Regions from separate parts of the Homo sapiens genome. Here region 2 is linked to region 1. The links are chromatin loops, found by intact Hi-C in ENCODE. Cell type or tissue: Caco-2. All regions are shown on one strand. Links, peaks and the distances in the headings refer to the core of each region. The heading gives the core; the rest is flanking DNA.

The links. Hi-C counts contacts between places; a loop is a spot of excess contacts. Peaks named below come from ENCODE experiments on the same cell type or tissue, not always from the same donor. Only the 100,000 strongest peaks of a DNase experiment are listed, where the experiment ranks them.
Region 2: a loop joins it to region 1, with 10 times the contacts of the local background. A loop is called at or near these places in 2 of 110 quality-filtered maps.

Annotation. Positions count from the first base shown.
Region 1 is chr3:12,437,707-12,454,307 of GRCh38, reverse strand. No RefSeq gene overlaps it. Among named protein-coding and RNA genes, the nearest start is that of TSEN2, 38 kb to the left of the region's middle. RefSeq lists an enhancer at 8,556-9,755. In Caco-2, for the core only: no CTCF peak of the experiment used is centred there; DNase peaks (open chromatin) are centred at 8,987 and 9,607.
Region 2 is chr3:12,347,144-12,363,744 of GRCh38, reverse strand. All of the region lies in intron 2 of PPARG (peroxisome proliferator activated receptor gamma), which reads right to left. Among named protein-coding and RNA genes, the nearest start is that of PPARG, 66 kb to the right of the region's middle. In Caco-2, for the core only: no CTCF peak of the experiment used is centred there; no DNase peak of the experiment used is centred there.

The DNA of each region.
Region 1 (16,601 bases), core at 5,680-13,679:
GCAACGCAGGGATCTGTCCAGGGTGTTGCTGGACCTTGAACCATCTGCTGGAGTCTGCCAGGTTCTGGGTCAAGCAGATGCAAGGATTCTTAAGATGGTGACTGTACCCATAGGGGTTCCCAGGCTCATGTGAAACTTAGATATGGAGCACCTTTCAGGATAGCAGCCTAAATTGATAAAAAAAAACCATCAGTGCATTAATTAGCTTGATTTAGCCACTCCACAACGTATATATATTTCAAAAGATCATGTTGTACACAATAAATACATACCATCTTATTTGTCAATTAAAAACAAATAAAATAAATTAAAATCTTAAAAAACCTCACCAGGTCAATGAGTATTTACCAATTGCTTCCAACAGGCCCTAGAATTGTTGAATTCTATCTTTGTTTTTAGATGGGGTCTCACTGTGTTGCCCAGGCTGGTCTCAAACTCCTAGCCTGAAGCCATCCCCCGCCTCAGCCTCCCGGGTAGCTGGGACTACAGGTGCATGCCACTGTGCCTGGTTTTAGCTCACTGAATTCTCACAGTGATCCACAACACAGAGATTCTCATCCTTATGCTAGGTATAAGACTGACAGCACACAGGTCCACAGACTTGCCTGAAGCCCCACAGCTTGCAAGTTGCAGATCAGGATTTGAATGCAGGTCTGCTAGTCACTTAATGCCCCACATTTAACCCCTGGGCAACACTGCCAATCCGGACAGCCCTTCAATAGGGATCCTAATGTAAACACAAGGAAATGGCTGCCGACCCAACCATGCATCCTGGGAGCAGGGAGCGTTCTCCTTAAAGTAAGGTGGCAGACTGTGGTGGAGGGTAGCCCTGGGTTTGAATTTCAACCTGGGCACTTAATAACTTTGTGACCTTGGGTGTGTCATGTCCCCTCTCTGGCCTCAGTTTCCTCATCTATAAGGGGTGTTGTGACCATATGAAATAATGTCTATTTCAATGTCCTGTCTCGGGGCTGCCACTCTATGGACACACCCAACAAAAACTTGTTGTGTTGGTATCTAAGGAGGCCAGCATTGTTTATCAGAGCCTCTGACTGGCAAACCCTTGACCCAAACCGTTGCACAACGCTGGTCCTGATCATATGAGCCTTTGCGCCAGAGCTCAGGTCCCCTGAGTCCCCATGGCCTTATCCTGAGATGCTGAGGCTCCATGCCTGTGGCAATAGTTGCTTCACATGGCGGCAACTCTTCTTGCAATGGGGAACATGGAGGCAGCCAAGAGCTCAGTGGGGTCACCTCTGTGTGCTCTGTCCCAGAGCGGGCCTGCTGTTCTTGGGGATTGCTAAATATGGCCATGTGTCCCTGGCACCATTCAGGGAGCTCCTGCCAGGGCTAGAGAGGGCTGGAGGCAGAAACAGTTCCCAGAGGCCACCATTGGTAGGGGCGTAGATGTTCGATCCTGCCATCTCTTCCATTTGTCCACCTTCTACCCCAGAGAGATCTGTGCTCCAATCTAGGTTCCATCACTTTTTCACTCTGTGACTGCGGACAGCTCACTTCTCTTCGCTGAGCCTTAATTTCCTCATCTGTAAAACAGGGTATACCATTCCTACAGTTCAGGGTTGATGTAGAGATTAAATGACATGATGAGTGTGAAGAGCCAGGCCCACGATGTGGCCCAAAGAGGGTGCTGAGTACATGTTTGCTTCCTGATGACCTTGGACAATCCCCTTTTCTCTCTGGGCTTCAGTTTTTTCACATCAAACATGAGATCTGATGGCCTCTGGGGGCCTTTCCTGCTCTCAAGGTCTCCAGGCTTGTTCCCAACTGGAACAACAATCTAAGGTGGTGTCAGCCATTAGGCAGAAAACAGTGGGGCAGGATCAGCTCAATGTCACTCGGCCACCACTGGAGGCTCTGGGCGAGTTGCAGAGAGGCCTACAGCTTCCTACCCCCACCCTCCAAGCACTAAGGACCTTCCCCTTCCAGGGTCTGAATATGGGCACAGCTGGCTCTCTGTCCACCACTAACTTATCTGGAGCTTCTCCAAGGCCACTTTTAGCCACTTGAGCCTTTTCAATTTATGGTTCTCTTGAACACTAGCGTGTCTGGCCTCTCCTTATTCAAACTGTACATTAACTTTCCCAAAATAATATAAGCTCTTGGGGAAAGGGGCTGTGGTGCAGGGCTTGCATGGTGCTGGGGCACAGTCAACAGTCACTAAATACTGAGTGCCTGTACAAGCCAGCTCTATGCTCACACTCCAGGAGGATGCCCAGCCTCCTGGCATTCATGCTCTTGCTCCCTTGTTGCAGTGAATAGGGCTGGCCTGTGTGACCTATAGGATCTTGTGAAAATAATGGAATATAACTTCCAAGGCTAGGCCATAAGAGGCACTGTGGATTCACCTTGCTCTTTTAGATTCCTCACTCGGGGAAGCCAGCTGCCATGTTGTGAAGATGCAGCAGGGAGGTCTACGTGGTGAGGAACTGAGGCCTCCCGCCAACAACCACATGTACTTGGCTGCTACGGCTGCCATAGCAAAATGCCACAGCCTGGGGACCTTCAAAAACCGAAATTAATTTTCTCACAGTTCTGGAAGCTGGAAGGCCAAGATCAAGGTGGCAGCAGGGCTGGTCTCTGGGGAGGGCTCTCTCCTGGGCTTGCAGACAGCTGTCTTCTCGCTGTGTCCTCACAGGTCCTTCTTCCCTGTGTGTGCATGCTCCTGGTGCCTCTTCCTCTTTTTAAAAAGACACCAGTCTTACTGGACTATAACCATCTTTATGACCTCATCAAACCTTAATTACCTTCCCAAAGGCCCCAAATACAACTACATTGGGAATTAGGACTTCAACATACAAATCTGGAGGGGAAACGTTCAGTCCATAATACCCTGTGAGTGAGCCATCTTGGAAATTTGTTATGCAGCAGTAGAATAACTGATGCACTAGAAGTATAAAATGATGTATCAGTCTGATTAACTGTTCCTTCCCTCTTCTGAGGGACTCTGACTTGCTCACATCCTCTGGTGCCAACACATGATATTTTATCCTGCATGGAAATTTTCTGCAATTGTGCTTTGCTGCCCAGCATTTTTAGGGCCTCCTGGGATGTTGGTCTAGAATGCAGACCGTTAAGACTCTACATGAGACCTATTTTGCAGATGCCTATGCTTTTGGTACCCCGTGTCCCATCCCTCAGCTCACTTCTGATTTCAGCCACAGCTGAGATGGTGAATGGTTTGGTGCAAGCTGAGACTCACTTGCATAATCAAAGCCCCTCACAGGTAAATGCAGCACATCTCCTTACCTTCTGCACCAGGACATTCTCCTTTCTCTGACTATGGGAGCCTTCTCTGCACATAAATAAATACCATCAGGATGCCCCTGGGGCAATCCTCAACCAACAGGGATGAGGCCTGTCCTTCAAACGAACCATCTTGGGAGTATTTCTCTATGGGGAGAGCAGCAACTCTTCCTCCCTCTTTGTCTCACTCTCTCACACACGACTGGTTCCTCTAAATCTCCTCCCCCACACACTGCTATGCCCAAGTCCCTGTCTCAGGCTCTGCTTTCAGGGAGTAGTAAGATGTGCTGGGTGCCTTCATTGCCTCTCTGGATCCACGCCCCATGCTTTGCACCCTGGGAGGCTGACTTGTATGGTTTGCATCAACAGGCATCCTCCCCCTCTGGTTTCTGGCTGGCTTCAGTCAATGAGACATATGCAGGAAGCCAGGTTGGGGAAACAGAGAGGGATCCAAGATTTATTCCCCCAGTTCCTTCCCCACGGTGTCCCCACAGGCTGGCTGCCTCCCTGGACCATGGTCAGGCTCCTGTCAGGCCACTGTCTTCCCACAGCTGACTCCCTCTACAGGTTCTGGTGACTTGTGGAAGGTGACTGGTCCTGGACTCGGCCCCATCCCTGTGGTTTCACTACACTCTGCCCGCCCCTTTGTAAATGATCCCTTTATTATTAAGCACTCTTCAAATTACCCACTTCGAGTGTGCCTGCTGTATCCTGGTGGGATCTTGACACAATTCTCTTTGTGCTCCATGTCCTGTTGTAGATGGAATAAATCATGTTTCCCTTAGGTGACTATAGTGGTTGCAAGATATTTGCTCCAGAAACGATTTCCTTTTCCTTTGGCAACAGCCCTGGATTTTTGTTTGCAGAAATTCTTGTCTGCCCAGTGTGGTTCGGGTGGGACTCCAACCTCTGCTTCAGGGATGGGCATGTGACATAGGGTTAAGCCCATTGGCTTTTTGCATCCCCCTGGACACAGCAATTGGGTAGGTGGTGCATCATGTGACCTTGGATAGACCAATCAGGTTGAAGTTTGAACACCAGCAGGTGCTGCCTAAAAAACATGGCAGTTTCTGGTCTGGAGCTCCCATGATCCTGCTAGATTTCTTGGCGGTGACTACTTCACCTTGAGCTGAGCTGCGGTGTGGTGTCCCTGCCAATTTAAAAACTACGTGTCCTTGGGTAAATTACTTAGCAATTCTGTCCCTCATTTACTTCTTAAAAAGGTACATGGTAATTTAATAAGTGCCTTATTGAGCTGTCGTGAAACTAAATGAGATAACTCATGAAAAGAACTTGGAACAGAGATTTTATTAAAGCAACTCTTCCAGGATTTAACTGGAGGCCTTTTCTGTTCTAGGACCCAGATAGAAGTCAATGGAGCTGGGCTGGGAAGACATTTGTGACAGCCTCCTGCTGAACTTGGAATTGCACCTCCCACCACAGAAGGCTTTGCTACCAGGTCAAGCTCCTCAGACCGGTCATTCCTCACTCTTTTTTTTTTTTTTGACAGGGTCTCACTCTGTTGTCCAGGCTGGAGTGCAGTGGTACAAACACAGTTCACTGGAGCCTTCCAGGGTCAAGTGATCCTCCTGCCTCAGCCTCCTGAGTAGCTGAGACTATAGGCATGCACCACCACACCTGGCTAATTTTTTAATTTTTTGTAGAGACGGGGGTCTTGCTATATTGCCCAGGCTGGTCTCAAACTCCTGGCCTCAAGTGATCCTCCTGCCCTGGCCTCCCAAAGTGCTGGGATGACAAGCATGAGCCACCATGCCCACTCACCACTCTTTAAGAGGCTTCTGGTTGCTCACAGGTCTGGTTTTTGGCAGTTCCATTCCATTGGCTCCCGGATGTACCCAGGTATGTCAGAATCACCCCTCCCCATATCAACACAAATTAGCATCCAAACCTGATTTTCCACACTTCAAAGAGACAAGGCTCTCTGAAGAGGGTGGAAGCTGGGTCCTGGGAAGCATCATTCTGGAAGGGCTTTGACGGCTGGCTTGGCTGACACAAGGGGGCACAGTGCTGCCCTGCTTGCTGTCCCTCTAGTCTAACCTTTCCTCCTAAGCCTCCTCAGTCATTGCTGCAGAGACTACCCCCAGGACATTTTGCAAACAGCCATTTGGTCTCAGCCAGGCCTGGACCCTTAGTGAAGCAGGACAAGGAGAAGGGAAGGAGCTTCCTAAGCTGTCTGAAATATGCCCTTGTTAGACGACCGACCTTCCTTCCTTCCTTCCCATCTTCTCCTTCCTTCCTTCCCTTCTTCTTCCTTCCTTCCCTTCTCCTTCCTTCCTTCCCTTCTTCTCCCTCCTTCCTTCTCTTCTTCTCCTTCCTTCCTTCCCTTCTTCTCCTTCCTTCCTTCCCTTCTTCTCCTTCCTTCCTTCCCTTCTTCTCCTTCCTTCCTTCCCTTCTTCTCCTTCCTTCCTTCCCTTCTTCTCCCTCCTTCCTTCCCTTCTTCTTCCTTCCTTCCCTTCTCCTTCCTTCCTTCCCTTCTTCTCCCTCCTTCCTTCTCTTCTTCTCCTTCCTTCCTTCCCTTCTTCTCCTTCCTTCCTTCCCTTCTTCTCCTTCCTTCCTTCCCTTCTTCTCCTTCCTTCCTTCCCTTCTTCTCCTTCCTTCCTTCCCTTCTTCTCCCTCCTTCCTTCCCTTCTTCTCCTTCCTTCCCTTCTTCTCCCTCCTTCCTTCCCTTCTTCTCCTTCCTTCCTTCCCTTCTTCTCCTTCCTTCCTTCCCTTCTCCTTCCTTCCTTCCTTCCTCCCTCCCTCCCTTCCTTCTCTTCTTCTTCCTTCCTTCCTCTTTCTTTTTCTTTTTCTCTCTTTCTTCTTTCTTTTTTGGTCCCACTATGTTGCCCAGGCTGAGTGCAGTGGCTATTCACAGGTGCAACCATGGCTCACCACAGCCTCCAACTGCTGGCCTCAAATGATCCTCTGGCCTCAACCTCCTGGGTAGCTGGGACTACAGGGGTGTGTCACCATACCTGGCTAGAGTTTCATGTCTTCGGGTTAAACATTGATGTATTCAGATTCCCCTTTAAAAAATGTAATGTCCAAGAGCCCTTTTAGGATCTGGAATCTGGCTCATTTCCCACTATTCTTTCATATATGCCCAATGTCCCATCCCCAGTGGACAGCTTAGTGTTTCTGGAACTGGGCTGTGCTTGGTTATACTTCTGTGCCTTTACCTATACTGTTCCTTTACCTGAAGCACCCTTACTCACTTTCTCCGCTTGAGCAGCTCCTACTGAACATTTAAGACACAGCTTAGGCTGGGTGCGGTGGCTCACGCCTGTAATCCCAGCACTTTGGGAGGCTGAGCTGGGCACTTCACCTGAGGTCAGGAGTTTGAGACCAGCCTGGCCAATATGGTGAAGCCCTGTCTCTACTAAAAACACAAAAATACACCTGGCTTGGTGGTGCCTGTCTGTAATCCCAGCTACTCAGGAGGCTGAGGCAGGAGAATCGCTTGAACCCGGGAGGCAGAGATTGAAGTGAGCCGAGATCTCGCCACTGCACTCCAGCCTGGGTGACAGAGCGAGACTCTGTCTCAAGCAAAAAAAATAAAAAAAAAGACACAGCTTAGTTGTTGCCTCCTCCATCCTCCAGGCTGAGTTAGGGGCTCTCCATTGTGTGCCCATAGCATCCCATACTAAGTTCCGTTATCGCCCATATCTCTGCTGGTAACTGTTGGTTTACTTGTCTGCCTCACTCACTAGACAGTGCATTTCTTTCTTTTCCCTTTCTTTTTTCTTTTCTTTTCTCTTTTCTTTTCTTTTTCTTTCTTTCTCTTCTCTCTTTTTCTTTCTCTCTCTTTCTTTCTCCTTCCTTCCCTTTTCTTTCTTTCTTTTTTTTTTTTATAGGGACTCACTCTGTCACCCAGGCAGGAATGCAGTCGTGTGATCACGGCTCACTGTAGCCTTGACTTCCTGGGCTCAAGTGATGCCCCCACCTCAGCCTCCCAGGTAGCTGGGACTACAGGTGTGAGCCAACATGCCCAGCTAATTTTTGTATTTTTTGTAGACACGAGGTTTTGCCATGTTGCCCAGGCTGGTCTCAAATTTTTGGGCTCAAGTGATCCACCCACCTGGGCCATCCAAAGTGCTGGGATTACAGGCATGAGCCGCCGTGCTCAGCCCAGTGCATTTCTTCCCCCCTCTCTCCTTCCCTTCCTTCCTCCCTCCCTCCCTCTCTCTCTCTCTCTCTTTCTCTCTTTCTTTTTTGAGATAGAGTCTCACTCCATCACCCAGGCTGAAGTGCAGTGGCGCGATCTTGGTTTACTGCAACCTCCGTCTCCCCAGGTTCAAGTGATTCTTGTGCCTCAGCCTCCTGGGTAGCTGGAATTACAGGTGCATGCCACCACACCTGGCTAATTTTTGTATTTTTTTTTTTTTTAGTAGAGACAGGGTTTCGGCATGTTGGCCAGGCTGGTCTCGAACTTCTGACTCCCAAAGTGCTGGGATTACGGGTGTGAGCCACTGCACCTGGCCCCAGTGTGTTTCTTAAAGGCAGGGCCCATGACAGATTCACCCCAGTGTCCTCAGCATTCAGGATCTGGGTATACAGTAGGTGCTCAAGCGTGTTCTCGCTATCTGTATAAGTGGGTGACTGCCGCTGTCCTAACTCCAGCCACCTCTATTGCTAACCTGCTGTCTACTTAGTTTGGCCTCCTCCAACAAGCAGACCCTGAGAAAGGATTTGAGTGCAAGTAGTTTATTTGGAAGATAAGAGAATACGGGTAAGGCAGTGAGTGAGGAAATGAGACCTGGAAGAGAAGGCAGCCAGAAAAGTTGTTTTCAGGCAGGTTGGCACTGTGGGAGAGTGGCTCTGAATCCCACTGGGGAAACTCTGGGAGTCAGTGCAGAACAGATATCCTACCTGAGATGTGAGGGAGCAGGGGTCTATATGCCCCAACTAAATTAATCATCAGTCCTCAGTCAAGAGCACTCCTGGGGAGCACTGAGACCCTGGCAAATCTAGTCGACTGCATGGAACAGCAAAGCACACTTCTGTGGCTAGAAAGGGCTCAGGCAAGGAACCACAGGGGCTGGCGGCCAGAAGTCGGGCCAGTGTGCACCCAGGTGGTAAGGCCGAGGGACACGGGCCAGCCTCCTGCATTGGAGCTGCTGCAGCAGCCTCGTCAGTGGTCCCTACCTCCAGTTTCTCCATCCCAATCCCAACCCACACACTGCTGGATGTCAGGGATTGTCTCACTCATCTTTATGTCCCCAGCATTCAACAATAGGGCCTGTCTCAGAGGTGACACCTGGTGAGTACTGAACAAATGAATGAACAAATGACTGAATATGTGATTCAATGGAGGGCTGTCAAATTAGCAAAGTTTTCATGCCTGGCAGGAGAAATTAGGGGTCTGGAGATCCCTGGGAGCCCAAACGCAGAGAGAGAGAGACAGCGAGAGAGAGAGAGAGTGCACAGAGGTGGGTGGTAGGGTGAGGGCAGGAGGGATGGAGGTGGGCAGTGATGGGGAGGAGAGGGGACTTCCTGTGGCTTTGAGGCTGGCTGGCCAGGTGGCCATGAAGAAAGGCTCTTTTCATATATTTTATGGGGCGGGGAGGCTCCCCAGGCCGGAGGGCCTTGCTGCTGTGGGAACAGTTTCCGCCCTGGGCCTGTGGGATTGCGTGACTCCTGGAGCACTGGGCCCAGGGTGTGGAGGCAAGCAAATGCCATTAGCCCTATCAGTGATCTCCCGGTGCAGATATGGAAGTTTGAGGAGGCCCAGCCGGCTCTGCCCAACTGTAAAGAGACGTGATTGAGGCGGGTCATGGGAAGGTGGCAGTGATTAAGGGGGGTCGAGTCCTGCTGACTTCCTGCCCAGCAGGTAGTGGTGACCAAGGGAGTCAGAGGATCGGGTGTTAGTCACAGCACAAACCCTCTCACAAAGCTTGTAAAAACCAGGCAGAAAGTTTGCTGGGGGACCTCCAATAGCTCCAGGGAGAAAACCTCATTCCCTTGGAGCTGGAATTGTACCTGCCCTGAGGACTGACTCAGGAGCCGCGGGTACAGAGACACCAGGTCAGGTAACAGTACTAATAACACGGCGGCCCCAGGAGTGCTAGTCTGTGGTGTTTGCGAAGCACTTTCTCCTTCCATTATCTCATCTAATCCTCCATATGGCCCTGTTAGGTCTGTAGAAATAAGGATCACCTCCATCTGATTGATGCGAAAACGGAGGCCCCAAGGCTTCATGCTTGAAAACATGGGGGTGGGAAGGAAGAACGGGCAGGGCTTCTGAGCCGGGGCTGACTTTCAGCGCTGTTTTGGCGCTGGCTGGGGTCCAGGGATGCAGATCAGGGCAGGAGGGGGCGGTGGCAGCAGCCCGGGGAGAAGGAATCTGAAGAGTGAAAGGACTCTGCCCTGTGGGGCCCTGCCGTCTGGGCCACTGCTGCCCTGATAATAAAACTCTCTCTCCCAGAGGCGAGATAGGCACTCAGGGAACCTTTCCTTTGAGTTACCGGAGAGAATAAAGTCCTGTGAAGGAGTCAGCAAGGCATGCCTCTTGGACGGTGTGCGCGTCTGTGTGTGGAGACAGAGTAGAAGAAATACCCACTCTGGGGCAGCATAAACAGCCACAGGGGAGGGGGAGGCCCATTTATGGAGGCCCCTAACCTTCAATTCCCAGAGGTCTTTGGTTCTGCCAATTTGAAGGACAGTCACCGTATTTGAATTTAGAAGAACTCCCAGTTCTGTCACTTAATGGCCTCAGTTTACCCACCTGTGAAATGGAACAATACTATTTCTCTCAGATGGTCACTGTGCTGGAGAAATGAGATGACGGGCAGTTAAATGGGAATCCCATTTCTCCAGCAGCCCCCGGCATGCAGAAGGCGCTCTGTACATCTTTAGGGAGCCAGTGGATACAAAGACAACGCAGACATTCAGACCTCCTGAGCCCAGTGGGAAAATGGGGTTTGCGGGGCAAGATGATTGACCTACGGTCCTACAGGGAGCTCCAGCAGGAACACATGTTGGCCTCCTTTACTGTGGCTGTTCTGTAACCCTGGTCACCTTCTTCCCCAGCCTGCCTGCACCTCTAAGCTCCAGACACCCATAGATCAAACAGCCAACGAGACACCCCCGCCTGGGTGCCCCACAGATACCTCACCCTCAGGATTTCTGAAGCAGAACTTATGAATGTTCTCTCCAACAAGCCCCCTAGTCCAATAAAGAGCATGTCCCTGTCCCACAATCCATGTCACCTGAGTATCACCTTGAGAGTTCCCCCTCCCTCACCTCCATGTTAAGTAGATCCTGGACTGTTTCCCAAATCTGTCTACTCCTTCCGACCCCAATGCCAGTGCCATTCCCTCACCATGCCACTGCCACCTCTTATCTGTATGATGGTCACAGCCTCCTCGTGGTCTCCCACCCTCCAGTCAAGTCCTATCTCCTCGGCTGATGAAGGGATCACCAGAGGGAATATCTGATTTGCAACTTCCCTGCTTAAAACCTTCCAAGGCTTTCCATGCTCCCTGGATAAAGTAGAAATCACTCCGTCCATCAGTTTAAGTCCCGACCTATATTAAAAAAGCCTTGATTCTATTCTAGTGTTCCAGCCATTCCTCCTCCCCCAGCACCCTCATATCCCAGCCACATCTCAATATTTATACTTCCCAACATGCCACGTGCTTTTGTGCATGAGCCCTTTGCCAGCTGTTTCTTCCTTGTCTGCCTGGGCCACTCTTATAAATCCTCCCACTCATCTCAAATGTCACCTCCACTGTGAAGCCTTCCCTTTACCTCCCCGGGGCAGAGTGAAACCTCTTCCCCACTTCCATAGCAACAGAAACCACAGAGCTCAGGTTATCTGGGAAATTTAAAATAAATTCTTTCGACGTCGAATCATAAGTGCAATGTGGGGCTGGAGAAACATGGCTGTCCTCTTTCGTCGTGACGTGCACAACCCTCTGTCCCGGCATTTGTGGCATTGGGTTACGTGCTAAGTGCTCTCATACTTCATCTATCTCATTCCTTAACGGTAACTTTGGGAAGTAGGTATGAGCTTGCCCAATTATAAAAGAGGAAACCTAGACAGTTACATGGCTTGCCTACGGTGATACAGCTAAGAAATGGCTGCGTGGGGGATTTGAACCCGCCTGCCTGCCTCCGAGCCATTCCACTCCTGGCACCTGTCGGGTGTCTTGGCGTTGCCAGCGTTTGTGTTTATCTCTTCCATGAGAGTGAGTTCTTTGGTGACCCAAGTCATGCCAGGCTTATCTATGTATCCCCAGAGCACGGGGACAGCTGGGGACAGAGAATGTCAGTGAGCATTTGCTGACACGGAGCTCAAATCTTTTCCTCTTCCCTCCTCTCAGGCTGACCATGAGTGACCTTTTCTCCCCTTTCAGGCTGTCTCCTGGGCTCCATTTTGGCCAGATTTCCTTTGTCTCCACCGTGCAAAAAGCAGGGTCACGGGACTCAAAGTCTGACTATTACCCAGGAGACGCTGGGCAAGGAACTTCTCTCCCTGAAGGACAGGAGGGTCTGTGCCTCTCAAAGTGGGGTACACAGCCCTCTCTTAGGGGCACCCGAAGCCATAGGAAAGATGTAGTGCTCCATGCTGGGGACTCTTTTTCTTCTCAAAGTTTTGGGGTAGGTAGAAATAAATGAAGTCATTTAACTTCTAAATGATACTTTATACATTAATTTTAAAGTTACAAATATATATAATATCTATATATAAGGTATTTACATATATAGGAGTAAATGACAAAGCTCATGTTAACTTTCAGAGGAAAACCTGCGTGGGCTGCATTAGACTACACTCCTCACATCTCCAGGGAACATGATGGAAACATGCAGGAAGCACCCCATAGGGTCGCACCGGGTTCCCAGCTGCAAGCACCCACCCTGGCTAGGGACGTAAGGAGATGCAGAATGAGTCAAGCTCCCTTTCCTTCTGCCGTGGTTCCTAGGTCCTCTCTTGCAGCAGGTCTCATGTAATGGAAAGACCATGGCTCTGGGGCTAGGAGGACCTAAGTTGGAATCCTAGAATGGAGTTATGGCTCTGTGACCTCAGAGTTCAGTTTCTCTCTTTCCCTTTGAGTATCATGGGCTTGAGAATACTGTCCACCTGTGCGGAATATTCTCCTTGCCCCTCAGATGCCCCCTCCACTCTTCTCTACCAGGCTGTGTGCTCCAGGAGGCTGAATCGCACGCATGGTATCCATTGGCTCTTTTGCTCTCTGGCTTCCAGCTGGACTTGGCCAATGGGAGACTTTGGCAGGAGGTTGAGAGGAGAAAAGGACTCCTCTTGGCCATGCTGGAGTGACCAGTGGTTGCATTCCTTGGTGTTAGGGGTGCGACTCCTGAGGGGAGCCTCTTCTCTGCCTGCAGCCCTCTGGAGGTTGTGCCACCTTTTCTTCCCTTGTCCTTTAGAGCTGGGCGGGTGGGGGGTAAAGGCTTTCTGCGGAGGCCGGCCTTGGCATGTTTCACTATCCTTTCCTGGTTTCCCTTCATTTAACCCTCCCACGACTTTGAATCTAGTCTCTGCATGACACGCTCCTCAATGGTCTCTTTTGAGTGTGCCATTTCCCCCTGCTGGGATCCTGACCCATAAACCACCTCACCGGGCTTGTGGAAGGATTCAGCAGACAGAGGGCAGTTTATAAGTAAAGCTTGTACTTGGTGCTGGAGAATACTTGCTATCGTGAGGTGACAGAGTGGGGAGACAGGGGACACGAGGGGGGCAGCCCTGGCTAGAATCTTGACAGTAGGAGGCAACTCCTAAAACTCCTCCTTCCCCAGCAACCGTCCCCCACCCTGCAGCCCTGGGAGGCCTGGCTGGGGAGAGGCTTTTCCAGGGCACGTTTCCCACTGCTGTGGCAGCAGCGGCAGCATCATCGATAACACGCCGGCTCCTCGGAGGCCTTCCTGGCTCCAGCCCATCTGGCAGGCTCAGGCGGCCAGAGACCCCGGGCCAGGAGCTGCCAACCCGCTGACTCAGCACAACGCCCCTCTCTGAGCAGCTTGGCTTTGGGTGGGAACCAGCCATCCATCCGGTGTCCCTCCCCTCCCCTTGGAGGTGGCTGGACCAGCCCCAGGCCTTTAATAAGTGCTGGCTGTTGCCTGGTCCAGGCCTAGGTCGCTAGGAGGGCTGAATGCAAGCACAGGCAGCAGAGAACACAGGCCTCCGAGGGTCAGCCAGAGAGGGCTCTTTCTTCCTGCCAGCCTCCCCTGGAGGCCCCCAAGGCCTTGGGATATCAGAGCTAGAAGGGCAGACCAGCTCTCTGTGGAGATGGGGAAACTGAGGCTCTGAGAAAGTGACTTCCCAAGTCCCACTGCAAACCCCTATCAGACCCAGGCAACACTGGACAGGTCCTCATGGGCAGAGTCTCATGATTTCTTCTCTGGTGGTGGATGCTGGTTACCAATGTCCCCTGGCCAGGATGAGCTCCTAGCAAATCCTGTGAGGTTGGAGGTACTCGTCTTTTGAAGATTTTAATAGTTTATGGGACTTAAGCACTTCATCCACTTATGACCTCTCATTCTCACAACAACTCTATCAGATAGGAATTGGGGACTTCGCCAACTAGATGAAGAAACTGAGGCCCAGAGACAGGAAGCAACTTACCTAAGGTTGCACAGATAGTATGCGGCAGAACCAAAGTCAAACTTTAGTCTTTCCTGCCCTAACGCTTTTGCTCTGCCAACCAGGCAACACTGTCTTTGGTTATTCTGGAGACAGCACAGCATACCAAGAAAGAGCCCTAGCAGGGGTGGGCCTCTGGAAGCCTGAGGTCCAGCCTCAGCCCTGCCTCTCCATTTTTCTGGCCTAGCTCCTTCACCTCTATGGGCCTTTCTTATCTGTAAAGAGTAGTGATCAGGCTTGCCCTGCTTTTTTTCATTTACTCTATAAAACATGCAGGGTAGGTGCTGCTATTCCCATTTTATGGCTAGGGAAACTGAGGCCCATTCATCATGAAGGAATTAGATGTAATTTGCTGAGATAGTTCTACAGGCCAGGTATGATGTCCCCAGAGAGGAAAGTGACCTACCCAAGGCCACATACATAGAAAATGGCAGTGCTAAGTCTCAAACGGACAATGGGGGCTCTAACCTACACTTTCCGGCTTCCAGTATTGTGGAAAAATGGCCAGGGGATCACAATTTTCCAACTCTTGCGGGAAGCCACTAGGATCCTCCTTGAGTCAAGCCCGTGGCACTAAATAGACCCCAGGAATGACACTCTCCTGGGAACTTTTGGCCTGGAACATATTTACACAGCTCCGGAGGGGATGAAAATATCCCAACCCACTCCCTACAGACTCAAATTAGCAATTTTCTTATTCTTTATAACCCCTCTGGAAATTCCAACTATGTAATATTAGGCTAAAATTAGGAGTGTAAGTCACAAGAGAAAAGTCCCACTACTTGGGGAGAGAATGTTTTTGTAGCCTCATCCTGAGCATGTGTTCTAAATCAGAACACAGCAGTTGTCTTTCAAATACTGTTTTTTTCTCCTAATCCTTATAGATTGGAGGCAAAATCTTTTGAGAGAATGTATTTTTACTCTACTGCCAAGTGCCAAATTCAATCCCGGCTTTGAGTTTCCAGGCTCCTCAGGTGAGGTCCAGAACACTTGCACAGGAAGACCTGTCCCGTGGGCCCAGAATGCCTCCTTAAAGGTGGGGCACTTTAACAGCCGCGGCAATAACGTTACCCGCAGCCAACACTACCGACTGGTTTGGATGTACCGGGAACCTGTGTGAAGTGTTTTACAACCATTATTACATTTAAGCCTCATAACAGCCCTCTAAGGTGGATATTATCTCATTTTACATATGAGGGCAATTAAGGCCTAGAAAGATTAAGAGATTGGCCAAAGCCATATGGACCTAGAACCATAGCTGTGAAGTTAGACTTTTAACCCAAATCAGCGTAACTCTGCATTCCACCCCAGGGTGCCGTCTCCAATAATAGTTGCTATTTATTGAACACATACTGTGTGCTACACACAGTTCTAAGTGTCTTATATAATAATCTCTTTTGTTTTTAATATGCTTTTTTTTAATTTTTATTTTTGGAGACAGAGTCTCACTCTTTTGCCCAGGCTGGAGTGCAGTGGTGCGATCTCGGCTCACTGCAAACTCTGCCTCCTGGGTTCAAGCAATTCTTCTGCCTCAGCCTCCTGAGTAGCTGGGACTACAGGCACACGCCACCATGCCCAGCTAATTTTTGTATTTTTAGTAGAGACGAGGTTTCACCATATTAGCCAGGCTAGTCTTGAACTTCTGACCTCAGGTGATCTGCCCGCCTCAGCCTCCCAAAGTGCTGGGATTACAGGCATGAGCCGCCGTGCCCAGCCTCTAATTTTCTTGAGGTCTATGACCAATGCAGGCCTTTTCTGGACATGAGATATGGGACAGGCAGGCTTTGACATATGTGGATAAAAATGACCATGAGATCTCCATGAATTAGATTAAGAAGGTGAAACGAAGCTCCTGGAAGCAGAGGGCCTTTGTAGCTTGGGGCAATATGAGCAACGGTAGGGAATGGATATCAACAGGGGATAGGGCCAGTGTCCTTAAGCTGTTTATGATTGAGGCAAGATATTGCGACCAGATGAAAGGGAAGGAGGTGAGCTGGAGCCCCCAGGGTGCAGGAGCAAGCATGTGGTAAGTGTGAGCCCAGGGGCAGAGCCAGGCCTGCGGGGTGGAAATCACCCAGGGCCTTAGAGGGGAGAGAGCTTCTTGTCTCTTCAGTAGTTGTCTGTGGGTTGGGCAACCATCAGGAGCATTGTAGAGAGAATTTCTACTTTGGGGAGTGTTGACTTTCGGGGCGCTGACTTTCCAAATTGCAAATTTGACCATGTCTCTCTTCTGCCTGGCAGCATCCCCGGATCCCAGTTGCTACCAACACAGCCCGAGAGAGCTCCTCGTCAGGGAGGACAAGGCTCCCACAATTTGCCGCTGACTGGCCACATCCACATTTTAGCCTGGGAGCTGTGGGCCACGCCCCTCACCTGGCCGTTTTCTGAACGCTTGGAGAATTTCACACTCTTGGGCCTATGCACACGCTCTGCAAATCCTTTCACCTCTCTAGGCACTTGTTGCGTCTGCTGAGCTGTGACTACTCATCCACAGACTGTGCCCCCCTTGAGAGCAGGGCCTAGTCGCGGTCACCATCATAACCTGCTAGACATGACTGGAGTATGGATTATGTGTTTAATGAATGCGGTGGGGCTCTGGGACATTGTATGATCTTTTGAATTCTTAAAACCCTGCTATTTCTTTTCAGTTGGTGTTAAATGGAGGATGTACCAGGTGCAATCCCACGGTCAGGGTGGAGACGTGCAAATAACAACATTCATGATGCAGAGACAGCCA
Region 2 (16,601 bases), core at 5,307-13,306, 90 kb after region 1:
AAAATGAAAGGAATGATCCAGAAGAGTGTGTAATGACTCAGAAAGGAGGGAGCCACCGCAGATCTGCCAGAGTACTGTTTCCCTGCTGTGCCCACCTTCAAACACTATAAAGGACTTACTGCAAATGGGAAAAGACAGATGGGGTCAGGGTTTTAAATCATACTTTACCACTGAAGGTCCTCTAGTAGCTTGGCATTACCATAGGGGGAAAGCCACTTTCTTACTCAGAGTTGTTTAGTCTGGCAAACCATGTGACACTCTATGCTCTTTTGAAATTATGTTTTCAACTTACTGTGTCAAGCACTCTTAATGAGAAGACAAGGGTCTTAAGCTAAACAGATACTGAGAACAAAAGTGTCAAAACAGATACAGCCAGATCTCTAGTGGTTATGAGCTGATTTGAAGATTTTCATTAGTTATACCATATAGTATCTTCAAATGTATTACAATATGATATTAAAGTATACATAGTAGACACTTTTCATACTTTTAATCTTTCTCCTGAGCACTATAAAAAATATTCTAGGCTAGATACAGTGGCTCACACCTGTAATCCCAGCACTTTGGGAGGCCAAGGTGGGAGGATTACTTGAGCCTAAGAGTTCAAGACCAGCCTAGACAACACAGTGAGACCCTGTCTCTATAACAATTTTTTAAAAATTAGCTGGGTGTGGTGATGTGCTGTGGTCCCAGCTACTGGAAGAGGCTGAGGTGGGAGGATCACTTGAGCCCAGGAGGTTGAGGCTGCAATGCACCATGATCCAGCTTGGAGACAAAGTGAGACCCTGTCTCAAAAACAACCACCACCACAACAAACTATGAAAGCATTTGATATAATTCAACATTCACTCATAATTTTTTTTTTAAATAAAAAACCTCTTAGGAAGGAAAGGGAACTTCATTAGTCTGCTAAAGAAAATCTATAAAAAACAAACAAATAAACAAACAAAAATCCTAGAGTAGCCATCATACCTGATGGTGAAATATTTAAAGCCTTCCTCTTGAGATCAGCAACAAGGTAATGATACTATCATTACTTCTACTCACCACTGTACTGGAAATCCATCCAATGCAACAAAGGAAAAAGACAAAGAATAATTGGAAAAGAAGAAATAAAACTAAAACTAACATTACTTACAGATGACATGACTGTATTTTGTTGTTGTTGTTCGTTTTATTTATTTATTTATTTATTTATTTATTTATTTATTTATTTATTTATTTTTGAGACGAAGTCTCACTCTGTTGCCCAGGCTGGAGTACAGTGGCATTATCTTAGCTCACTCCAACGTCCACCTCTGGCATTAGGGCAATTCTCCTGCCTCAGCCTCCCAAGTAGCTGGGATTACAGGGGCATGCCACCATGCCTGGCTAATTTTTCGTATTTTTAGTAGAGACAGGGTTTCACTATGCTGGCCAGGCTGGTCTCGAACTCCTGAGCTCAAAGTGATCCACCCACCTCAGCCTCCCAAAGTTCTGGGATTACAGGCATGAGCCACCATGTTAGGCAGACTGTGTTTTTAAAAATCCACAAAAAAACTCATTATAGTTAATAAAATAATTTAGCAAAGTTGCTGGGTACAAGGTCAATATTCAAAAACCAATTATATTTCTATAAGCCAGCAACAAGTAGAAAATGAAATTTAAAAATTATTTTTGCAACAGCATTAAAACAATCAAATACCCAGGGGAAAAAATCTAACAAAATATGTGTAAGATCTCCATAATGAAAACTCAAATATACTATTTAAAAAAATTAAAGAATAAATAAGTGAAAGGATAGTTCATGTTCATGGATTGAAGGACTCAATATTGTAAAGCTTTCAATTATCTCCCAATTTATCTATAGATTCAGAACAATTCCAATCAAAATCTCGGCACTTTTGTGTGGTAATTGATATGCTGAGTCTAAAATTTATAAGGAAATTCAAGAGGCCAAGTGGCAAGGAAATCTTGAAGGGGAAGAGCAACGCTGGAGGATTTATACTACCAGATATCAAACTATTTATAAAGTTACAGTACTTAAGGCAATCTTAATTGGTGCAAAAATACAATGCAATAGAAGAGTAAGTCCAGAATAAATCCCAGACCTATATGGTCACCTGGTTTATGACAGAAATGTCACTGCTGGGGAGTGGGCAAAGGATGATCTTTTCAATAAACGAAGCAGGTCAACTGGATATCCCCATGAAAGAGATAAACCCTTGCCTTACAACATACACAAAAGTCAATTCTGTGTGGATTATGGATCTAAATGTGAAATATAAAACCAGAAAACTTTTAAAATAAAAACACACTTTATCAACCTTGGAGTAGGCAAAGCTTTCTTCCAAAGGATATAAAAAGCACTTACTGTAAAAGAAAAATCTAGTATATCAGACTATATTGATTAGAAATATCTGTTTATTAAGTAAACGAAAAAGCACACAGAGTAAGAGGAGATATTTACAATACATGTATCTGACAAGGTATGCTTTAGAACGTTTACCTAAAGTACTCAATATAAAAATGGGTGAAAGACTTGAACAGGTACTTTACAAGAAAGGATAGCCAAATGGACAACAAACGCTTTTTAAAGTGTTTAACTTTTTAGACATCAGAAAAGGGGAGATTAAAATTAGAATATGATACCAACACACCCATCAGAATGGCTAACGTGAAAAAGACAGAGAATGCCAAGTACCAGTGATGGTGTAGAAGAGCTAGAACACTCATGCACTTCTAGTAGAAGTATAGATTTCTAGAGTCCTGTTCAGAACTGTTGGCAACGTCTCCTGAAGCTCAACATACTCTATTATTGGCTGAAGCATATAGCTACCAGAAATGCATACGCTCCTTCACTAAGAGACCTACAGGACAATGTTCATAGCAGTACTATTTGCAATACTGAAAACCATCTGAATGCCCATCAACAGTAGGATAAATATGTTGTGATATATTTATACAATGAAACACTATACAGTAATGAGAATGAAGTACAATTACATTCAATAGTGTGATTAATCTCACGAATAAATGCTAAGCAAAAGAATCCAGACACAAAAGAGTAAACAATGTGTAATTTTATTTATATAAAATTCAAAACTGGGCAAAACTTAACAATGAGTTAGAAATTAGAATAGTCAGAGGGCTTCTGGAGTGCTGGTATTGTTCTGTTTTTTTTTTTTTTTGTCTGGGTGCTAATTTCGCAAGTATGTTCACTTGTGAAAATGATTTGGACATTTTTCCTCTAAGTATATTATACTTCAATAAAAGAGTTAATTAAGAGAGAATGTTCCATATGGGTCCTAGGAGTGGGGGATGACAGAAGGAAACATGCAGACAAACCAAGTAAGCCAACAAAAACTCTTCCAGTTGTGTTAAAAGGATTGTCATAGAATTTTAGGACATTCACTTAAAAATTATTCAATTCAGAACTCATAAAACAGTATTAAGGCCAGCCATGGTGGCTCACATCTGTAATCCCAGCACTTTGGGAAGCCAAGATGGGAGGACCACTTGAGGCCAGAGTTCGAAACCAGTCTGAACAACATAGCCAGACCGTGTCTCTATTAAAAAATAACAAAAAGAGCAAAAAGAAAGAAGAGAAAAACTGTATTAAAATTATTCTTTTTTAAAAACCAACACAAGTATTTTAATAAACTATCTGTTTTTGTAACCAGCTTCCTTGCACAGTGAAGGCTAAATACATATTCAACCAAGGACTTCAAATCAGTGTAAATGGCGGAAGTAAAAATTCAAAGGGTGTACATTTTATCTAAAAGAGTGAAGCAGGCTGGGCATAGTGGCTCACATCTGCAATCCAGCACTTTGAAAAGTGCAGGCAGTCGGATCACTTGAGATCAGGAGTTTGAGACCACCCTGCCAACATGGTGAAACCCCGTCTCTACTAAAAATACAAAATTAGCCAGGCGTGGTGGTGGGTGCCTCTAATCCCAGTTACTCGGGAGGCTGAGGCAGGAGGATTGTGTGAACCCAGGGGGCAGAGGTTGCAGTGAGCTGAGACGGCGCCACTGCACTTCAGCCTGGGTGACAGAGTGAGACTCTGTCTCAAAAAAAAAAAAAAAAAAGAAATAAAAGAGTAAGTAGGAAAAGTTTTGTTTTTGCTTTAGAACTGATATATTTGGCTTGTATATAAGGCCTATTCTGCTTTACAAGGACACTGTATTTTTAAACAATGCAGGAATTTTTTTCCCCAAATTCTGAGGCCTACGTCAAGAGTCTTGTGTTTGGGAAGTTACTATGTTTGGATCAGCTGAGTAGTCTTTTGAGGCATTCCATTTAAATTAAATAAAGTTGGGGGTTAAATCCATTCAAGCTACCCATTTTTTTATAATGTTTTCTTTGTATCAACAATCTATTTTATAAACCTTGCTTCTTAGAAGTTACCATCATATTTTACTAGTGTGTTTCTCTTTTCCAAACTTCCTCATTTTATTTTCTTTGGCATTTTTCTTTCTCTATATCTTCAGCTCAGTAAATGTTCAATCAGTAATCTAAAACCTTAAATCAAGATAGCTAATCACCTAATACTACGTGCAAGGTGTTTTTCAGGCCTTACAAGAAACACATAGTATTGTGGTTCTTGAGAAGCTTACCAAGGTGAGAGATGTTTAGTAGCAGAAGGAAGTACAGAGACCAGACTCGTGATAGAGATAGTAAGTACTTTAGAAATGTGGAAAAGAAAGATACTAACATGTCCTGAAATAATCAGGGATAGCTTTCTGGTAGACATGGTGTCCAAATTATGTGGAGCCATTGGGATGATCAAGATTTGGATGGTCATTCATATTGAAATCCCAAGAAAAAGGTACATGTCCCTGTCATCAACGTGCCCCTTATATTACATGATATTGCTTAAGAAATAATACTAAGTGTATATAATAGCAAAGGTGATGAGATTTTGTATATGGCATATACCTGAAAATTGAGTTGGTTTCTCCTGAGTTAACTGTTTACATATCTTGGGTAATTGTGGCTAGAAATGTGACTGTATCAATGGCAAACAGAACTCTTTGTAAATGGCAAAGACTTCTGTGTAAATCTGGCCAACCCATTATCAAACTCACTTTGGCTCTTATTAGCATCATATTTTAATCCACTAAGCAAACTTGCTCAATCTATCTAATAGGTCTATAATTTTATTTACAAAACTAAAGGCAGGGCTTTAGGTAAAGTATAGATAATAGTAAGATAATGTCCAGTGAACTTAAATCAGGCATACTTTATTGCTAATGCAAGCAAAATAATAAGAATAATGAGAATATTTTACTTTTTCCTAAAGATCTGACTTAAAAGACCCAAGGGGAGACATTATGTCTGTATTAACTTCCATTTTAAAGATGAGAAGAAGACAGAACTGACGTGTTTGGCACCTATTACATATCAGGCAATTAATACTTTAAGTGCTTCATATATTAGATATTAGCTAATTAAATAAGCTACTCTTTTTTAAACATTGCTAGCAAATAAGTGTTTTGGATGTTCAAATAAATAATGGAAGTATCAAAAGGTGGGTAGATTTGCAGAAGAAGCCAGGGATTTGGGTAACTCACAAACAAATGATGTTTAAATTAATATTCAAATGATATTCAATGAATGCTACTCAAACTAATGGAGGGACACGGTGCAAATTAACTAACAGATAATTCAAAACATATTTGTGCCTGGTTTGTAGCATATCCAGTACTTGGTTTGTTTATATTAGCATTGGTTTTAGAATAATATTTAACATACACTAAAATTTTGTATTTATTTGCTAAATATATTCCAGTCTCTGACCTTAGGAGATCAGCTTGGTATTAATAAGTCAACAAGACCTGATTATACTTATTATGTGTTTGGCATTTGTGGAATATAGAATAAAACATGGATCTTTTCTTCAGTGACTATATGATTTGGCTTAGGGAATACATAAAACAGGAAATAATACCAGACAGTTTGAACTCAGGGCTAAATTGTGTGATAGAAGCCGTAAGTGTTAGAGGATTCTATTCTTTCATTTAGCAAGTATTAATGAGCAATACTATTCAGGTATTTGGAATACATCAGTGGGTGAACAAACTAGACAAAGATCTCTGCCTTCATGCGGTTAACATTCCAGGGAGGTGAAGCAGACAGTAAGCAATACATAGAATCCACCAATAAATTACATGGCATGTTAGAAGACGATAAATGCTTTTTAAATAGGAAATTGTAGAGTAGAGGAGGAAGGGCAATGGGGAGGATATGTAATTCCCCTGTCCTAGGATAGGGAAGGCCAAGGTCACCCTCACTCTAAGGTAAGATTTGAGCCAAGATTATAGGGAATTGACAGAGGTGGCCCAGAGAATGCCAGAGGAAGAGGGTCCTGGACAGGAACAAGAGCTGGGGCAGGTGCACGAAGGCAGGAGAGCATCTGGAATGTGGAAGGAACAGCAAGGAGGCCGGCGTGCTTGGAGCAGAGTGGGTGGAAGAGAGAGAGAAGACCAGAGGGGTCAGCTGGGGTAGGGCAGGAGGTAGGGGCCAGACTTGGACTTTTGTTACAAGTGAAATGGGGAACCACTGCAGGGCTATGGGTGGAGTGACGGATCTGACTCACATTTGAGCATCATCTCTGTGGGTGACCGGTTGAGACTAGGCTGTTGTGAGGTTAGGATGGAAGCTGAAAACCCCATCAAGAGACTAGCAGCCAGGCACAGACGGTGTCCTGGACTGGGCTGAAGGCAGTGGAAGCGGCAGAAGAGAGATATTCTGAACACATTTTCAGTTTAGAGGAGAGAGGGAGCAATGAACAGCAATGAATTCAGAGAATGCTTCACGGAGTAGAGGTTACTTGAAGCTGACCTTGAAGGACAGGGACGATTTGAAAAGATGGAAGAATTAGGAAAGGCATTTCAAGACATACTAGGCTTGGAGCAAGGGTGGGTCGGCCTTACTCTTGGGACAAAGAGATTAGTGTGAACAGAGCAAGACAGGCCAATGCCTGGAATGTGGTGAGAAATAAGGTAAAATATATAAAATATGCCTGGATTATAAAGAGCTTTGAAAGCCAGGGAAAAAGTGTCTAGATTTCACAGCATTCACTATGGTGCCTTGAAAATCGGCACTCAATAAATATTATTAGACTGATAATAAAGATAGGCATTTTAGGACTATTGGCAGTTTGCACTGGATGGCAAAGTTTCTCATTTAGAAGGTCAGCTAAAAGGCCATATAAAAACCTGGCATGAGGTGATGAGGAATAATTCCCTTGTAGGCAATTGACAGTTGACTGTTTTAAATCTGCTTTACAGTGTTAACCACAAGTGCCATTCACCACTTGTGGGAACCTCGATCTTGTGTTGGCAATCCCTTGCTCAAATAAAAATTACACGGTTTAAAACACTGTGTACTCAAATAGCCACGTGATCTTGATTCTGAGGTTATAAGAGTTGGATGGCAGTTGCTATCAGTTACATGTGCAATTTCTTCGTCTTTAAATTAGTTACAGGTGCAAAACTGCTTTTACCAAAACAAAAAACAAAAAACAAAAAAAAGACAATCTGGTAAAACTTTACAGAAACTTAATTCCATTCAAACGAGTCTAATTCATTATCACCTATATTTTCACAAATATTCAGCACTAGTAGATGGATATGAAGCATTTACTGGACAACCTCTAGTGCCTATTTTAAGCGTCCAAAGGGAGCTAACAGGACAGAAGCTCTGTATCACTTTTGTTGATCTAAGATAATGAAGAAATTTACTTTGCTCAGATTTCCTCTGTCTCAAGGAATATGTACCTAACGAAAGAGCTATGAAGATTTTAGAAATTTTCCCAGGATTATCCTAACAGAGTTATAAGTGAGAATGCTGACAAAAATAGTAATATATGACAACCTCTGTGAGAGGTATACAATTGTTTTTCATTTAATAACCAATTTTTATACTGCAATTGGCAGATTAAATGGATAGCTGCTGTCAGGGAGCTTTCAAGACAAGTTGTATTCCTTAGAGATAGTAGGGGAAAATAAAATTAAAAATGAAACCCTGTATTTTCTTGTAAACAGCTAATGTAAATGATACTTCTTTGGGGTGTTTCCTATAATTCATAATTTTGGAGGAAAGTATGAGACAAATGACAGTTTTCAGAAAAACAGTGATTTTCAGAGTTTAGAAATCTACAAAATCTGCCAAGTACTGGTGATGAAAAAAGAGGTTAATCAGAGTTAAGTCAGAAAAAAATGATAAAGCTAGAGCCATACTCAGAAAAAAATTAATATGGACAAGAGTAATATTCAAGAAAAAGGTCTTGAATTCTAATTACACGTGAAATTATGGAATTCAGGGGCAGGCTGCGATGGCTCACGCCTGTAATCCCAGCACTTTGGGAGGTCGAGGCGGGAGAATTCCTTGAGCCCAGGAGTTCAAGACCAGCTTGGACAACATGGTGAAATCCTGTCTCTATAAAAATTACAAAAATTTGCTGGGTGTGGTAAGGTACGCCTGTAGTCCCAGCTACTAGTGAGGCTGAGGTGGGAGGATCACCGAAGCCCAGGGAGGTTGAGGCTGTGGTGAAATATGATATCAGGCCTCTGCACTCTAGCCTGGGTGACAGAGTGAGGCTCTGTCTCAAAAAAAAAAGAAGATCTGTGTCAATAACTCAAATCTTTTCTGGACTTCTACTTCAGTGTACGAAAAACATTATAATCCAAGTTTCTCAATGCCTCTGAGAAGAAAACATGTAATTGTCACTTTTATTTAGGCCCAAAGAATAACTTCAATTTCTTCACAGGAAAATATTAATGAAAGTGGGAAATAATTTCATCATTTAAAAAAATTAGACACAAAGATGCTTTCTCTAAGTTTGATCATCTTCTCAAAACACTCACAGGAGATCATGCGGATGCCCCGCTTCATTCATATAACTGCCACTTACTCTTGTGCAATAAAGAGTTCTGCGGTTTTTGTTTTTCCATATCCATAAAGTGTTTAAAATGTAGGTTTCTTTTCTTTTTTTTTTTTTTTTTTGAGATGGAGTCTCGCTCTGTCGCCCAGGCTGGAGTGCAGTGGCGCAATCTCAGCCTCACTGCAACCTCTGCCTCCTGGGTTCACGCCATTCTCCTACCTCAGCCTCCTGAGTAGCTGGGACTACAGGCGCCCACCACCACGCCTGGCTAATTTTTTGTATTTTTAGTAGAGACAGGGTTTCATCGTGTTAGCCAGGATGGTCTTGACCTCTTGACCTCCTGACCTCGTGATCTGCCCGCCTCGGCCTCCCAAAGTTGTGGGATTACAGATGTGAGCCACTGTACCCAGCCTTTTCTTTTTTTAAACGGAGCCTTCTATTCTAGCCACAAGTGATTAACGCTACAAGGCTAAAGCAATAAATTCCATATAGGGCTTTAGATCTACTTGCACAAGTATTGTGTCATTTAATCCTCCCATTAATCCTGTGTATTCTGTTAATATATGTGGAAACAGAAGGCCAGAGAAGAAAAATGGCGTGCTTAAATTCACACAGCAAATATGTGGCCAACAAAGGACTGGTCCTTATATTCCCTGGTACTACATGGGTCCCTTTAAACTTCTGGAAAGGTGAAAACTTTGGTCAGTTATCTAAATGTTTCTGAATATACAGTTGCCTGGAGATATGTAACCACAGATTAAGTATCCCTCAATAAAAATGGCATGCAATCAATCACTCACTCCTATCTCAGGAGAGACTCGTTTTGAAGGATTGTCTATTGCAGCATTTATCATGTCTCTAAGGCATATTTCCATTGCTCAATCAGCTCCAAAGGACAAGTGTGTCATCATCTTTCAAGGCTCTGGTGCAACGACTTAAAATTGTAGAATTCACACAGGACTAAGTCTGGCACTAAAAGCAGGAGGCATATTCAGCTTGAGCTTGTGGAAGCTTCCCTTCAATCTTGCCAATTTTTACTAGTGGAAATGGTTTCAGAGCCAGCATGAGGTTACTTGGGGTTGCTTGAGGAGCTCTTGATAAAAAGAGAAAGGGGAATAATATAAAGGGGTCACAGCAATGATGGAGCCTTGGAAAAAGTATGGAAGTCCTCTTTGGGCATAGTGGCTAAGTGTAGTCGAGATTTTTAATCTCATGAATATGACCAATCTACCTGGATATCTGAGTCATTCACACTAAATGTGCCACTTTTTCTTAAATAGCAGTACCCAACCATTTGCAACACCCCCAATTTCACTTTGCCTATGATGAGGAAGAAGGAGCACCTAAGAGGACTACTGTACCCATGCCAAATACCTCAACTCCACAGTGTTCAACTCTGCTGGCCTCGGCTAATGATGATCATATAGCTAATTTATTTTTAAGTCTGTCTGTTTTGGAAGAGGTGGAGTAATTATTTAAAGGTCATTTACAAAATGCAATAGGAGTAACAATCATAGGTCTTGGGCCTTTAGGAGCTCACATTTTTAACAGAGAAACAGTGCTTATGAAGAAGTAGTAGCCAGAGACCCTATAAGACAAGGGTTAAATTATTGGTACAAAATATAATGTTTTAATTGCTAATAATTTCATTCTGCACTATGTTAATTAGGAAGAAAAGTACTGGATCATTCTTTTAGAGGAAATTGAGACTCAAAAAAATTAAACTCAGAGTAAATTCAAAGCATAAAATTAGAGATTAGCACAGAATGAAAACTAACTTGAATCACATAACCATCCCTTACCACAAACAGTACTTGCCTCTCAGTTAACCTATTTGTTGATATTTGTTGCACTGCATTCTAGACATGTTCTTTCAAAATAGACAAAACTATCAAATTTTGACTCAAGAACTATTTCACAGTATAGCCAGGACATTCTGCCCTGAGGCAGGCTAAATTAATAACTGAAGAAAGATAGCAACAATTTTTATGGCTTGCAGAAAAACAGAATAACAACAATTTATGGAATAAAACAAAACTCCTAGTTAAGAGGCTTAGATGATAGAAATACATGTTGAATCAAATTACTGTAATAAAATAAAACAGTACTTCAGGAAACATTTTCTTACTCATTTTTAAAAAGCTTTATATTTTAAAAACGGTGACTAATATGTTCAAACTTCAGGCTTCCAGGAAAATTAAAAGGTTAAAATGTAAAGCCATCCATTTCAGCAATTAAGTGACTTAATTTTAATGCTTTAGCACTTATATTATAAAACATGAATCACACTAGCTAACAATCTATTTTTACACAGAATCTGAGAAGAGAAAAATAAAATGAATAGAAATATAGACATCAATACGAGACAATACAAAACAGAAAAGGCTGTGCTAAGAAACTCCAGTAGAAGGAGCTATAGAAATGGAGAACTTATATTTTGCAATGGCCAAGAAAGAAATATTGAAAAGGAGGTATCTGATTCTGACACATCTGAAGAGAAGTTAATAGGTAGTCACTTGCAATAGGCATTTACTGTTTTAGGGACCTCATTTTCTTTATGCATAAAATGTGATGCTTGGAACAGATATTTTTCAAGGTTCCGACAATCTATTCTGCAATGCATTAGGCACTATGCTAGGAAGTATCCTAAGAAATCTAATAAAGAGCACCACTTGGTCCTACACTCTGGGAATTTACAATTCTTTGGGAGAGCTGAAGTGCACACACAATACCTAGATTTCAAAATAGAACAGAAAAGAGCTGAGAGTACTTCAAGAGGAATAAAAGTGCTGCAAGAGGGATAAAAACAGTTATGAGAGATCTCTAACATATGAGATGAAAAGAGGAAAAAGTGACCCTTCAAGTCTAAAAAGCCCTTATGTATTCTTGGGAAATCTATGCAAACTCAGGAAATAAAAATGAACAGGATTGTTTTTGGATATAACTATACCTTTAATGCTTAAAATTCAGGAAATGGGAGCCATGCACAGAGATAAAATAGATTAGGTTAGGTTTCCTTTTTTAAGGTTCTGAACATGTTTTTAAATGAACGCGATAGCAACGAGCTAAGCATTAAAATACTGGAGTGTACACATGATAGTATTAAAACAAACACAACCTGGAAGACAAACTACAAGAGCAATTTTACCCTTACATAAATGCCCCCACGTCCCCAATAGCCGTATCTGGAAGGAACTTTACCTTGTGATATGTTTGCAGACAGTGTATCAGTGAAGGAATCGCTTTCTGGGTCAATAGGAGAATCTCCCAGAGTTTCACCCATAACAGCATGGAATAGGGGTTTGCTGTAATTCACACTGATATTTTGTCTCTATCTAGCAAAAGATCAATCCGTTAAAAGAAAAAGACTTGAAGTAACAGAATTTGTGAATACACCCATGAGTCAAGACATCAGTTTCCAAATATTTGGGAGAGATGGGAATAAACACAGAAAGGACTGGGCTTGAATTGGCTGGCACTGTCCTATTAGGAGCCAGCTGTGACAAAAAGTTGTGTCATAATGTTCACTGCTTTGGCAAGACTTGGTACATTACAGGGAAAATATTGCCACACTGTCTCGCCGGTGACCCACATGTTCAGTGTCTTGTGAGGGGCGTGAACTGTACTGTATTTAGAATTATCAGAGCAGAGACTGTTCAATATCCACTTGCATTTTTTATTGTTGTAAAATTCACAATTGCTTCTTAAATGGAAAACTTAAATCTCTTGCTTATGAAATACCAGAAAGCTTATTTGGGCAAAGTTTTCTTTCGGTGTCTATTCCTGGTTGAATCTCTAATCACATTATTTGAAGAAAAATTTGGAATTCAAATATGTATCCATAGTTTAAACGTTGGTATCAGCATGCTACTGAAATGTTATATTCCTAAGGTACTTACTCTACTGATTTGTGAAGCCCAAAATGATACTGACTGCTATCTAAATTCTGTAAAATTAAATAGCTGAGAGAATGAAGAAGGGTTTGATATGGTTTCAATTTTATACATCGGGTTTGCTTTCTTAAAAACTTCAGCTTATCCATCAATAGCAACTGCAGCAATGTTACACCAGCTGATGTTTGAACATCAATTGATGTTTAAACGATAAGTGCTATGTCATAATGAAAAAATGGAGTTCTCTATGAGAAGAATAACACACCACCAGAAAAAAATAGACTTACGCTGTTAGGTTGGCGAGGAATTGTGGTCAGTTTTGTAATCAGGAAAAAGCTGGCTTCTTGCTCAAGGCCTTTGCCCTTTTTGGCAAGGAGAAATACTAGCTGTGCCAAATTACCGATGTGGGAGCAGGTCTTGTCACATGAGTGGCCTATTAGAATTGCAGTGACTTTGCGGACTTTCAAAGACGCCCCCACACAGGGCAGTATATTAGAAGGCAATAATTCTCTGAATTATACTTATCGTGATATTCTGAGTAAAATAAATATATATCTGGTTAATCTCCATTGAGTAACTATTCATTCTTCAAGGGGACTAGTAAAAGTGTCCCTGTCAATCATGGTGCAAGAGCCTGATGGGGAAATGCTGGCTGGGTCTGAACATCACGGAATAAAGTGGGGGAGTTGAGCAACTGTGCCATTAAGCCCCAAAACATCTTTATTAAGGCAATCCAAGTTAAAGCAAAACTTGGGTTTGCTAATTTGTCCAAATGACTACAGTGATTACAGTTGTGTAAAATTAGTTTTCTCTATATTCAGTTGAATTCTCAATAAAGGAGCTTCTCCTTTCCTCCCCATGCTTGGAAATTTACTTATACTACAAAGTAATCCAGACACGATGGCACAATACTTAAGGATATGACTGAATTGAACTCAAGTCCTATACCAGTCTCTGTTACTCTTTGGCAACACACAGATGCAGTCCTTCCACCTGTCCTCATGTCCTCAAAGGGTCTCACTTCTGGACTCTTCATCTACTGTTACTTCTATTCTCTTTTTTCTCAGACACTATTCAACTTCTGAGTCTAGTGGGTAGTGAGGCCTTCTAAGCCTCTAATAGTTCCCATACTGTGCTTTAGCTTCTGAAACATAAGATTACATATTTTAACAATTTATTATTCCATAGCATCAGAATCTGATAACACCTACTCCTATAGCACCCACCACATTCTGACATTCCGTCTTCCCCCAGACTATGTTTTACTTGAAAGCGAAAACCTGTCTTACTCATTACATTTCATGCATTTGTTTGTTCAACAAATATTCATTGCCAATATAATATGTGGCAAGCCTAAAGCTAGGTGCTAGGTAGACAATGATGAACAAGACGGATGTGTCAAAAAACAGTCAATTAGCAAAAACTACAATTTTAATAAACACAGGGCCTGCCACATAGCAGCTCAGTAAATGTTGCTTACACTTTTGGCAGCATACACAAACCAAGCAACACGCAAAGCATCCCTACATTACTAACAAAACAGTTATACAATGTGGATTATTTAATCATATTTTATGTTAATGATAGTTGCACTGCAGTGCTGGGTCACTTAAGAAATAACTTGCTTACATGGACATTCAAATGAATGAAAATAAAGATAGATGAGCCAATCTCATTTGTATCTTATTATGTATCTGTTTTGTCTTTAGATACTGAAAAGACTTATTTCCACATTTATTCATCCCATCATTCATCAAATACCTACTAAGCACCAGGTACTGACCTAGGCTTAGGTGGTAAATAATAAGCCAAGGTTTCTATACTTAATGAGTTCACATGTAACTATATCAAAATTATCCAAATATACTTAAAAGAGTGATCTTTTCATTGGCTTAAACTTGAAGGTCAATTGGCATGCAATGATATGAGAAACAATATATTTGTTTAAGTACAGTCATTACTACCAGTAAACAGTATATGATCATCAGAGAATTTATAAGACATGCACGTGACTATCCCTATCTTCAAAGCCTTAAGATTCCCCCAGTGTCCTGCCCTTTATAATACTGATTGGAAGGATATTACAATAAGATACATAAAACAGCATGCTGGTGATTTACATGATAAGATCTTAGAACTTTAGATCTTGCTTAGGGTGCTTTGTACACCAATGGGTTGTCAGCACTTTGCACGTCAATGCAGCAGTCTATTGCTATTCATCCTATGGATGGTCCCCTTGCAGGATAGTCCTTGGTAATGTTACAGAGTGAGGAGGAGTGGTAAAAGACCACTTTCCTTATGCACTATGTACTCCTTCTGTTGAGGGATGTAAGGTTCTGTGCAATGTAGAGGTTGAGAAGAGGGCCATCTCTCCTAGGACTTTGGAGACAGAAGGGTATGGATGTGACTTTGAGTACACCACCACATCCTCAGCAGGAGAAAGAATGGGGATAATGAGGAATGATTCTATAATGAGGAGGATGAAAACTTAACTCTACCCCAGTTCATGATATTTGAAAAAATTGACCGCTTGGTATTAGAGAAAGCTACTCTTCAACATTTAGTCTTCAATATTACTTCACAGAACCTGTCTTTGGCTACAAGAATCTGAATATTACTCAGCCATAAAAACTCTTCACACTTTGGTACTTTTAGGAGAAGGCAATTCAACCAATAAAAGCTGTGAATGATTCAATAACAAAAAGTAAGAAAAGGTCTAAAAATCTATAGTTAATAAAATCATGGTATTGAACCTATATAAAGTTATTTTTAGCATTACTTGGTGTTGGGATGACTTACATAAAATATTCCCATAATATAGAATATTAAATACTTTGGAGCCTGCATTATTCTTGAAAGCTAATGAAAACTTCACTCTTTTTTTGCTATAAATTTGGAATTTATTCTCTAGAATGAATATGAATTTTTAAAATTGCTTAAATAGCTTTTTCTTTTGTGTGAAATAAGCTATGTTAGTATTGGTATAAAATTGTATGTACAGTATTTTTTTCTTTTGCTATAACCTCATTTAAAAATCTGCTTCATTTAATGCTGTAAGTGCTACTAACATTTATGCTAGCTTCTAAAAGGTTAAGCATTTAGATCTCATTGCATCCCTAGAACCTAGCAGAGTCCCTGGTTGGCATTAAAACACACATATTGTTTTTGTTGATGATGAGAGTAATGAAAGAACAGCACATCCATATCACATGTATCATTCAAGAAGGAGTTTAGAGACCTAACGAACTGATAATAGCATCCATTTTCTTCTTGTTTCAATAAGATGTAAATTTCTGGATGATGCTCCCACGGAAGCCAGATAATTGCTAACAACCAGAATGACCAGCCAAGCTCACTTCTCCCCCTACCCAAAAGAATGGCTGCCTTTTCCTAGTGCAATTCAGATTGGCTTGGAACTTTATTTTCAAGTGGTGGTTGCATCAGTTCAGGGTTTCTTCATAGTCCCAGGGGAGAGACAACATGAGAGAAATGCTGGGCCAATGGGACACTCCTTTGAGAAGAACAAATAATCCTGTATCCTGGATGTAAATTTCACCACAACCATCACAACAAGCCGGATAGTCCCATAAAAGCAGACAAAGGAAGGTCAATGTTCAATGTATCTGTGCCCCTTTTGGAAAATTTTTTAAATTAAAAAAATTTTTGACCGGGGTCTTGCTATGTTGCCCAGGCTAGTCTCCAACTCCTGGGCTCAAGTGACCCCCCTGCCTCAGCCTCCAGAGCAGCTAGGATTTCAGTTGCTCGCCACCACACTCAGCTGTGTCTTTTTTTTTTTGAGACAGGGTCTCACTCTGTCCCTCAGGCTGGAGTGCAGTGGC